2 separate regions of the Homo sapiens genome follow, and region 2 is linked to region 1. The links are chromatin loops, found by intact Hi-C in ENCODE. Cell type or tissue: CD4-positive, alpha-beta T cell. All regions are shown on one strand. Links, peaks and the distances in the headings refer to the core of each region. The heading gives the core; the rest is flanking DNA.

Evidence for each region. Hi-C counts contacts between places; a loop is a spot of excess contacts. Peaks named below come from ENCODE experiments on the same cell type or tissue, not always from the same donor. Only the 100,000 strongest peaks of a DNase experiment are listed, where the experiment ranks them.
Region 2: a loop joins it to region 1, with 2.4 times the contacts of the local background. A loop is called at or near these places in 2 of 110 quality-filtered maps.

Annotation. Positions count from the first base shown.
Region 1 is chr22:20,976,815-20,981,202 of GRCh38, forward strand. AIFM3 (AIF family member 3) reads left to right here. Exons shown (of 21, transcript NM_001386814.1): 13 at 53-124; 14 at 218-281; 15 at 886-962; 16 at 1,074-1,191; 17 at 2,457-2,555; 18 at 2,813-2,888; 19 at 3,206-3,310; 20 at 3,933-3,953; 21 at 4,178-4,388. The coding sequence ends at 4,217. Among named protein-coding and RNA genes, the nearest start is that of LZTR1, 3.3 kb to the right of the region's middle. RefSeq lists an enhancer at 2,586-2,880. In CD4-positive, alpha-beta T cell, for the core only: no CTCF peak of the experiment used is centred there; a DNase peak (open chromatin) is centred at 2,727.
Region 2 is chr22:21,101,138-21,105,525 of GRCh38, forward strand. It overlaps the pseudogene BCRP2. Among named protein-coding and RNA genes, the nearest start is that of LRRC74B, 57 kb to the left of the region's middle. RefSeq lists enhancers at 1,275-2,246, 1,695-1,744. In CD4-positive, alpha-beta T cell, for the core only: CTCF peaks have their summits at 1,831 (motif pointing right) and 2,030; a DNase peak (open chromatin) is centred at 1,844; H3K27me3 peaks cover 528 bases.

The DNA of each region.
Region 1 (4,388 bases), core at 230-4,229:
GGCCCCTGGCTGGGCTCTCATCCACCGCCCACCTGCCCACTTGCCCTGACAGATGTTTGAGAACAACCGGGTGAAGTTCTACATGCAGACGGAGGTGTCTGAGCTGCGGGGCCAGGAGGGAAAGGTGGGCCCTTCTCCCTTCTCCCTGCTGCTTTCTGTCCTCTGTCCCCTGAGCCTGGGAGCTGGGTCCACCTGTTTATCCACCCACTCCCCACAGCTGAAGGAGGTTGTGCTGAAGAGCAGCAAGGTCGTGCGGGCTGACGTCTGCGTGGTGGGCATTGGTGAGTTGGTGTGTGGGCAGGCAGGCACAAAGCAGCCCAGCCGTCTGCACATGCTCACATGTGACCTTGGGCTAGTCCCTTCCCCTCCCAGAGCCTCAGTTTCCACCACATCTGTCAAATGGGAACCCCCAACCGCCCCCACTTTACGGAGCTGTTGGGGAAGGTATGTACTGGGCTCAGCCCAGGCCTGGCACAGTGGATGCTCCCAGTGCCCGCTGCCCAGTAACACTCATCTCCATGCCCTGCGAGAGTTGACATAGACGAGACTCGAACTGGCTTCTGCTCCAGCTGAAGTGCCAATTTGGGTAGGGGCCAAGATGGGAGGTGGTAGCACCTGCAGGGGCTGAGGAGGTATGGCATGCTGTCCCTCCACTTAAGGGCCTCATGGAGCACTTCTTGGAGAAGGTGATATCTGAGGTCTTGCGGGAGGCACCGGGTCTGTGGGAGACCGGGTAGTGGGGACCAGGGTGCATGAAGGCCTCAGGTAGACAGCCCCTGGAGGATCAGTCTGGGGCTGGCACATCAAGCGCATGCTGTAGGGTGTGGAGAGTGACTACGCAGAAGGCAGGGACAGGGGAGTGGACACAGGCTTCCGTCCTGTCAGGTGCAGTGCCCGCCACAGGCTTCCTGAGGCAAAGCGGCATCGGTTTGGATTCCCGAGGCTTCATCCCTGTCAACAAGGTGGGGTGGATGGCACTGGGTGGGGAGGACCCGGTGCTGGGCTGGGAGTGGCAGGAGGTTCAGGTCAGGGCCCCTGTCACACCCATGGAGCTCTGGGCCCTCTCTCTACAGATGATGCAGACCAATGTCCCAGGCGTGTTTGCAGCTGGCGATGCTGTCACCTTCCCCCTTGCCTGGAGGAACAACCGCAAAGTGAACATTCCACATTGGCAGATGGCTCATGCTCAGGGTATGGCCAGTCCCGAGGCACATGGAGGGGTGGGAGGGAGTCTCAGGGTCTCAGTGTCCCCATGCCCATGCCTCAGTTGCTGACCTTGGGTCCTGGACACTGTTAGGCATCAAAGCTCTGATGTGGATTCTCTGGCCAGCCTCATCTCGGCGATCCAGCCAACACAGAGAGCGACACCCCACTGAGCCAGCCATAGCTCCTCAATCTCAGTTTTCCTTCTGGTAGTCTCTCCCTTTTTTGTCTTCAAGGACATATATTCTGCAGAATTCCTGATCAACCTGTGCATTACCCTGGGGAGGGAGGGAGGGATTTAGTGGATCACCTTCCCATTTATGCCTCTGTTTCCCTTGGGCCACTCAAGTATCTCTGTGAACTCAGTTCAGCCTCATGCAGGTCCCCGAGGTGCCATCTGAGCCCAGAGACGTGGGCTCAGTGGAGGCACTGTGCTTTCTGAGGAATAGCTTTCCCCTCCTGATGTTTGCTGGCCACCAAGTCCCCCAAGCCTCATCCACTGTGCACATCTGGTCTGGGCCCCTAAGCTGCAGGTGCCATCACATTAGTTGCCTCACTGCCTCAGAGAGAGGACTGCCAGACTCCCAGCCTGGGACAAAGGACTTCTCTGCACCCATCTCCCCTTTCCTCTGCCTTTACACCTGAGGGTCTGCTGCTTGAAACCCCACTTCTGGTACCAATTTCTATTCAAGTCCAAAGTCGAAAGTTGTTGCTAGGTTGTAAGTAACCAAGGCAACTTATCAGCCAAGTATAATTAGGATTTAACTGAGAGAGTTTAGGGGACTTTGAAGTACATCCAACTACAGGGGTCTACTGGGGCCTCATAGGAACTGGGGAGCCATCCACACTGGTCTCTTTGGGGCCTTGTGTGTGGCTGTCATCTGTGCTTCCCTGTGTACTTGTGCCCCATTTTCCTCCCTCTTCAGACCTGATACGTCTGATTAGGTGTCTGTGTGCACAGCTGAAATGGTGGCGTACTCCCCCAACCCCAAGAAGCAGACCTTCCAGAGTCAGGGCACTTTATTCAGATTCTTTAAGGAAGCAATCAAGTGGCTAGCTTTGAGGCAGGTGTTCCCCTGCACCAGTCAGCTGCAGGTGCAAGTGAGCAGTGGGCTGAACAATGATGTCTCTTGACCTCTGGGGAGACCAGGAGGAGTAGCCACACGTGTCAGGGGTCCCCAGGGCATCAGGAGCAGGTAGTGTGGGAGTGGTAAGAGCGAGAGTTAGGGTTCTCACGGCCCTGGGTCCCGCAGGGCGCGTGGCAGCCCAGAACATGTTGGCGCAGGAGGCGGAGATGAGCACTGTGCCCTACCTCTGGACCGCCATGTTTGGCAAGAGCCTGCGCTACGCGGGTAACCCCGGGGCCTCGGATGGGGGCGGGGCCGAGGGCGTTTAGGGGCGGGGCTTGGGTGTGGGGCGGGGCTGGGAGCCTAGGGGCAGGGCTATGACCGCACTAGGAAGAGGCCGGTAAGAACTCGCTGGCGGCAAGGCTACGAACTACCTAAAAGGACGTATGGAGCAGGGCCTGGGCGGGGTTAGGAGGGGATCCTGTGACGTCTCGTTCCCTCCCCCGGCTCACGTGGGTGCCACCCACCTGCCCGGCCCACAGGCTACGGAGAAGGCTTCGACGACGTCATCATCCAGGGGGATCTGGAGGAGCTGAAGTTTGTGGCTTTTTACACTAAGTGAGAGCACCGGGGTGCAGCTTGGCGCGAAGCAGCGGGAGCTCAGTCGGGAAGGGGGATTCATCCCAGGCAAAATCCCAGAACAAGAGCCCAGCCCTGAGCCCCGCTGAGGAGTGCTGGAGCTTCCTTAGGAAAGCCCGAAGCTTGTGCACGGTCAAGCCGCGATGTGCAAAGCAGGGAGGGCTGGGTGCTCAGGCCATTCTTGTTGCCCTGGGGTAGGTCCTTCCCTGGGCCCCAGATGGACAGCAGTGCATCAGGGTTTTCAAAAAGGGGCTGCTGCCTCGCAGTCCTCAGGCTTGGCCATCCTCTCCTTGCAGAGGCGACGAGGTGATCGCCGTGGCCAGCATGAACTACGATCCCATTGTGTCCAAGGTCGCTGAGGTGCTGGCCTCAGGCCGTGCCATCCGGAAGCGGGAGGTGGAGTGAGTGTGGGTGTGGGAAGCCTGGGGGTGGGAGTAGTTCCCTGGAGTACTGGCTAAGGTGCCTATGACAGCCAGCCGCCCCCACAACCCTCCAGGGCCTTTCCCCTCTTGGTTTGCATCGCCTGAGGCTTACAGGACTACAGGGAGGTGTGGGGCAAGGATCATGGTTTGAGAGCAGGCTGGTTATGTGTTCATGGTGGATGGAAGGGATAGAGATGTGTGTCACCAGGCAGGGCCAGTGCTGTGGGAAGGGGTCAGGGCCCAATGCATGGGCAATCACCAGGCGTGGGACACCTAACTGGACATAGTTGTGCTGAGCCTGGCAGAAGCTAGGTGGGAAATGCAGCTACTGATGCCCTGGGTATGCCCTCCACATAGATGGTGGGGGTGGTTCTAGGTTTCACTCAACACCAGCCAGTTCCCTTATCCTGGTGTGGTGTCAATGAGATTCACCCTCTGGGAGAGAGCTCCCAGGGACTGGGGACAGCCTGGAGGCCACTGGGAGGCTATGAGACAGGGGCAGGCTTCAGGCTGGAAACAATGGAGGACCAGAAGGGGACATGATAAATGACATGCTCTCTCCTTGGCCTTCTCTCCGTTTCTCTCTCTTGCCTTCGTGAAGGCTGTTTGTGCTGCACAGCAAGTACGTGTGTCCTTCATGTTGACCGTTCTGAGCCTTTCCCATGTCAGCCCAGACCCTCCACCCAATGGTCTTATCTCCCTCTGTCCAAGTACACCTCCCTGCTGGGCACTAGGGTCTGGCACAGAACAGACCCCCTGCTGTCCTCAAGGGCCAGCTGTTCAGGGTGCCCAGAGTGGAGAGCCTGTTTTCTTCTGTCTTGACCCCTCCTCCCCTCACTCCTGCAGGACTGGCGACATGTCCTGGCTTACGGGGAAAGGATCCTGAGCTCACATGCAGTAGACTTGGGCAGGCAAAGGGGGCACCAAGGGCACAGGCCAAGCCTTGGGGGCAGGTGCCAATCTCCAGTCCCAGGATCCCCCAGGGCAGAACCTGAGCCCTCCCAGTGCTTGCCTTCAGCCACCTGGCTCCCCTCCTGGGAGGCCTCTGCTGGATCCA
Region 2 (4,388 bases), core at 121-4,120, 120 kb after region 1:
GTTATTGGGTTTTGTGAAAATTAGGTGAAATTGCTCAGTAAAAGCACAGTTTCTAGCCCAATGTGTGTCTGCACTTTGCAGATGTTCAAGACTCTTCTTCCAGTCCCTTTCTCTGTCATACTTATTTCTCCCCAGGGCCTTTGCATGTCCATGCTCTTCCTTTGCCTGAGGCTTTTTCTCATTTCCTTCTTTACTCAAGATCCCATATGCAGACCTAGCTCCCCCAGGGGGCCAGATAAGGATGGGCTTAGAGCCCCAGAAAAGTCAGGACAGGAAAGGGATGAGAAAGGTTGCACTTCAGCAACCAGAATCAGGAAATCTAGAAGAGAGTTCCTTTAACCTCAACATGTGCATATATTTTGTGCTTTATGGTTTTGCATTCTTTTAATTTTGATTTACATCGGGTATCTTGGCTGGGCGTGGTGACTCATGCCTGTAATCCCAGCACTTTGGGAGGCCAAGGCAGGTGAATCACTTGAGGTCAAGAATTTGAGCTCAGCCTGGCCAACATGGTGAAACCCCATCTCTACTAAAAATACAAAACTTAGCCAGGCGTAGTGGTGGGCGCCTGTAATCCCAGCTACTTGGGAGGCTGAGGCACCAGAATCACTTGAACCTGGGAGGGCGGAGGTTGCGGTGCTGAGATCATGCCACTACACTCCAGACTGGGCGACAGAGTGAGACTCTGTCTCAAAAAAAAAAAAAAAAAAGTGACATAATTAAAAGAGCCATCATCTATGGCCTTTAAGTGTCATGTGTGTGCTCATCTTTCCTTGCTTTACTACTCAAAGATTATCTTTTCCATGTGACCTGCTCTTTCCTGCCTCTGTCACCACCAAACATCAAAGCCTTAAGTTTTGTTTGGCTGTTTGTTATCTCTTGAGAATTGAGCACCAGAGCTATTGGGTGGGCTTGATGTTGACCTACAATGCAGGATGTCTGTGGGCATGACTCTCTCCTAGGCACTCACAGACACTTGAAGCTGGGGACTGAGGTCCTCTAGTGTGTGTCTGTGGGGGTGAAGGAGTGCACCCTCATCCTCCTGCACTTTCGGGTCTTGTAGCAGCAACTCCCTGTTTCTGTCCTTTCTACTTACTGCTGGTTTCATCACACTCCCAGGGTTAATTTAAAGAACCAGCCTCGGTGTGATGCACCTACAACAAACAGAGCCACTTCTGTGGGGAGCTCTGGAGCTGGGATGGCCCCTCAGAGTCTAGAGGTGGTGAGAGCGCTGGAGCTTCATCACCGTGCTAACTGTGTCCCTGGAAGAGTGAGGGAGCTTGAGTGATTCCTTACCCAAGGGCCGTCATAAAAGGTCTCAGCTGATGCCTACTGCCGATCACATTCAGCTATTTGGGAAGAGATGTTCAGTCCTTAAGAGGACATTATTAGTGGACATCACTCTTTCCACAAAAGCCCCAGTCTTGTGTTACTTAGTCCCACTAGCTTCTTTAAAGAAACCCCAAGAGCATTTCCTCCAGGAATCTGTTTGATCTCTTTTCCTGGGGGAGATTTCCAGGTGATTCTCATTGGAATGAATCCTAGGTCCTGTTGCTGCTGCTGGTCTCACACTGTGACTGATGCTAAGTCCTTCTCTTCCACCACCATTCTGGATTTTCCTTGCTATAGCCTAAGTGTTTATGTCTCCCCAAATTGTCAGCGTTGGAGCACCAAGAAGACAGGCAGCACTGACAGTAGCAGAAGAGTAGGAGGTGGCTGTGGCACCCCACGCCGAGCAGGAGCGGGAGGAGTTCCTGGGCGATGGGGCCGCAGCCTGGGCCGATGCTGACCATGGGATGAGATCATTCTTCACTCTGCACCGTGACCATCAGGGGGCGCCCCAACCACCTTTTCTGCCCCACATCGTGCTCTTGCAGTGTTCTCCCCGCAGGTGCTGCATGGAGTGAGTGGCGGCATCCACCGTGAGGAGGAGAGGAGCTCTGATACCCTCAGGACCCGCCAGGAGGGGCATCACGGAGGCTTCTGGACGACTTGGAGCTGTGTCCTGGGGAGAAAACCGCTCCTGTCTGGGCCCTGAGTGCTGAGGAGGAAGCTGCCATGCACTTTTCCCTGGCATTTTTCCTGCATGGTGAGTACAGAAGCTTTAGTTTTCTGGTATGTTCTGTTCATTCCTCTCCTGTTCTCCCTGGTTTTCCTCTTTCTCTTGTAGTGTTTTAGTATTTATTTTACAGTGGTATTCATTCTCTGAAGGCTTTTGAGGGTGTCAAGTGTAGCAGACTGTGGTATTTTTAGGGGTTTAAGACTTTTTCTGGGTGGGGGGGAGGGGGGAGGGATAGCATTAGGAGATATACCTGATGCTAAATGACGAGTTGATGGGTGCAGCACACCAACATGGCACATGTATACATATGTAACAAACCTGCATGTTGTGCACATGTACCCTAAAACTTTAAAGTATAATAATAATAAAAAAATCTTGGTTTTTATTAAAAATAAATAAATAAATAAATACATTTCTAGTTCTGAAAAAAAAAAAAAAAACCAAACCAACAACAGAAAAAGACTTTTTCTGAGGGAACCTCCCCTGTGTAGAGGGAGAGAGAGGGAAGCCCCGCTCAGGTTGGAGTCAGGGCCAGGCCCAGTTCTGGCTGGCTGCCTCGTGTCCAAGCCTCAGAGGGAGGATTTGCATTGGGCCTTGCTGCATTTTTAAATCTTCGTTCCTGCCATCAGGACCCAGGGGTCACTCTTCTTCACTTTTGGGCAGCGCGTGTCCTCTCGTGTCCCTCCCACCGTGGCCGCCTGACCAGGGGCGAGGGACTCCTCGGTGTGGGTTTTTTGTCCTCTTTGCAGAAATGTCTGTTCTGGGCCTCTGCCCAGTTTGGGGTGGATTATTTTTTGTTGTTGTTTTAAATTGCTATTTAGTACTGTTAATGTGTTGTATATTTTCGGTAAGAACCCCTTAGCAGTTATATGATTCCTCAAAACTTTCGTCCAAACTTCGGGCTCATTTTTTCCGTTGTGGCACAGAAGCTTTTCAGTTTCTTGTAGCCTCACATGGTTGTTCTTGCTTTCCTTGCTTGTGATTTTGGTCCCCAATTTAAAAAAATCATTCACAAACCATTCCATTCTCCATGAGGTTTTTACCCCTTATGTATTCCTCTTTTTCTTTTTGAAACTCTTTCCAACTGATGAGCATGGATTCAAGTTGTCCTGAAAGTAAGCTCCCCCTATCTTTTCTTACAGGAATTTAATAATGTTTTGTGGTTTCAGGTTTTGTGTTGAAATCTTTAATCCATTTTGAGTTGATTTTTGTGTATCGTGTAACAGAAGGGTCCTATTTCTTTTCTTTTCTTTTTTGCATATGGATATCAGTTTCCTCAAAATGATTTCATGAAGAAACTCTCCTGTCCCCATTGTGTCTTTCTGATCTCTGGTGCCGATTTCATTTGCTCTGGAGTTATACCCAGTAGTGGGATTGCTAGATCTTACAGTATTTGCATTTTCTGTCATTTTCTTTGAGACGGGGTTTCTTCTGTCACCCAGGCTGGAGTGCAGTGGTGCAATCACAGCTCACTGTGGCCTCTACCTCCACAGCCCAAGCAGCCCTCCCACCTCAGTCTATGGTAGCTGAGACCACAGGCACACACCACCATGCCTGGCTAAGTTTTTAAATTTTTTGTAGAGACAGGGTTTTGCCATGTTGCCCAGGCTGGTCTCGAACTCCTGAGCTCAAGTAATCTGCCCACATTGACCTTCTGGTAATTGTATTTTCAGTTTTTTGAAAATGGCAACTTCCAACTTTTTACCATAGAATATGTACTAATTTATCTTCCCATCAACAGGGTATAAGAGTTCCCTTTTCTCCAAATCCATACCAGCATTCTTTTTAAAATTTTGTGGCCAGGAACAGTGGCTCATGCCTGTAATCCCAGCACTTTGGGAGGATGAGGCATGGTGGTGTGCACCTGTAGTCCCAGATACTTGAGAGGCTGAAGTGGGATGATCACCTGAGCTAGGGAGGTCAAAGCTGCAGTGAGCTGGGATCACGACACTGCACTTCAGCCTGGGTGACAAAGTCTGAGTCCCTGTCTCAAAAAATTAAAAAAAAACTTTTTAGTAACATTTATTTCAATAAAAGTGAAACGGCATCTGAATGTGGTTTTGAGGTACATTTTTTTTCTGATGAGAGACGTTGAGGACCGTTTCTCTTACATGTTGGTCAATTTTGTGTCATCTTTGCAGAGATGTCTACTCAAGTTCTTTGTATTGGTTTGGATATGTATTTTGCTACATTGTATTTTTTTTCTGTGTATATGTTTGATAACAACCAGTGATTGAGTTATCGCTTACATGATTCCCTTTCTTTTTTTTTTTTTGAGACAGAGTCTCATTCTCTCACCCAGGCTGGAGAGCACAGTAGCACATCA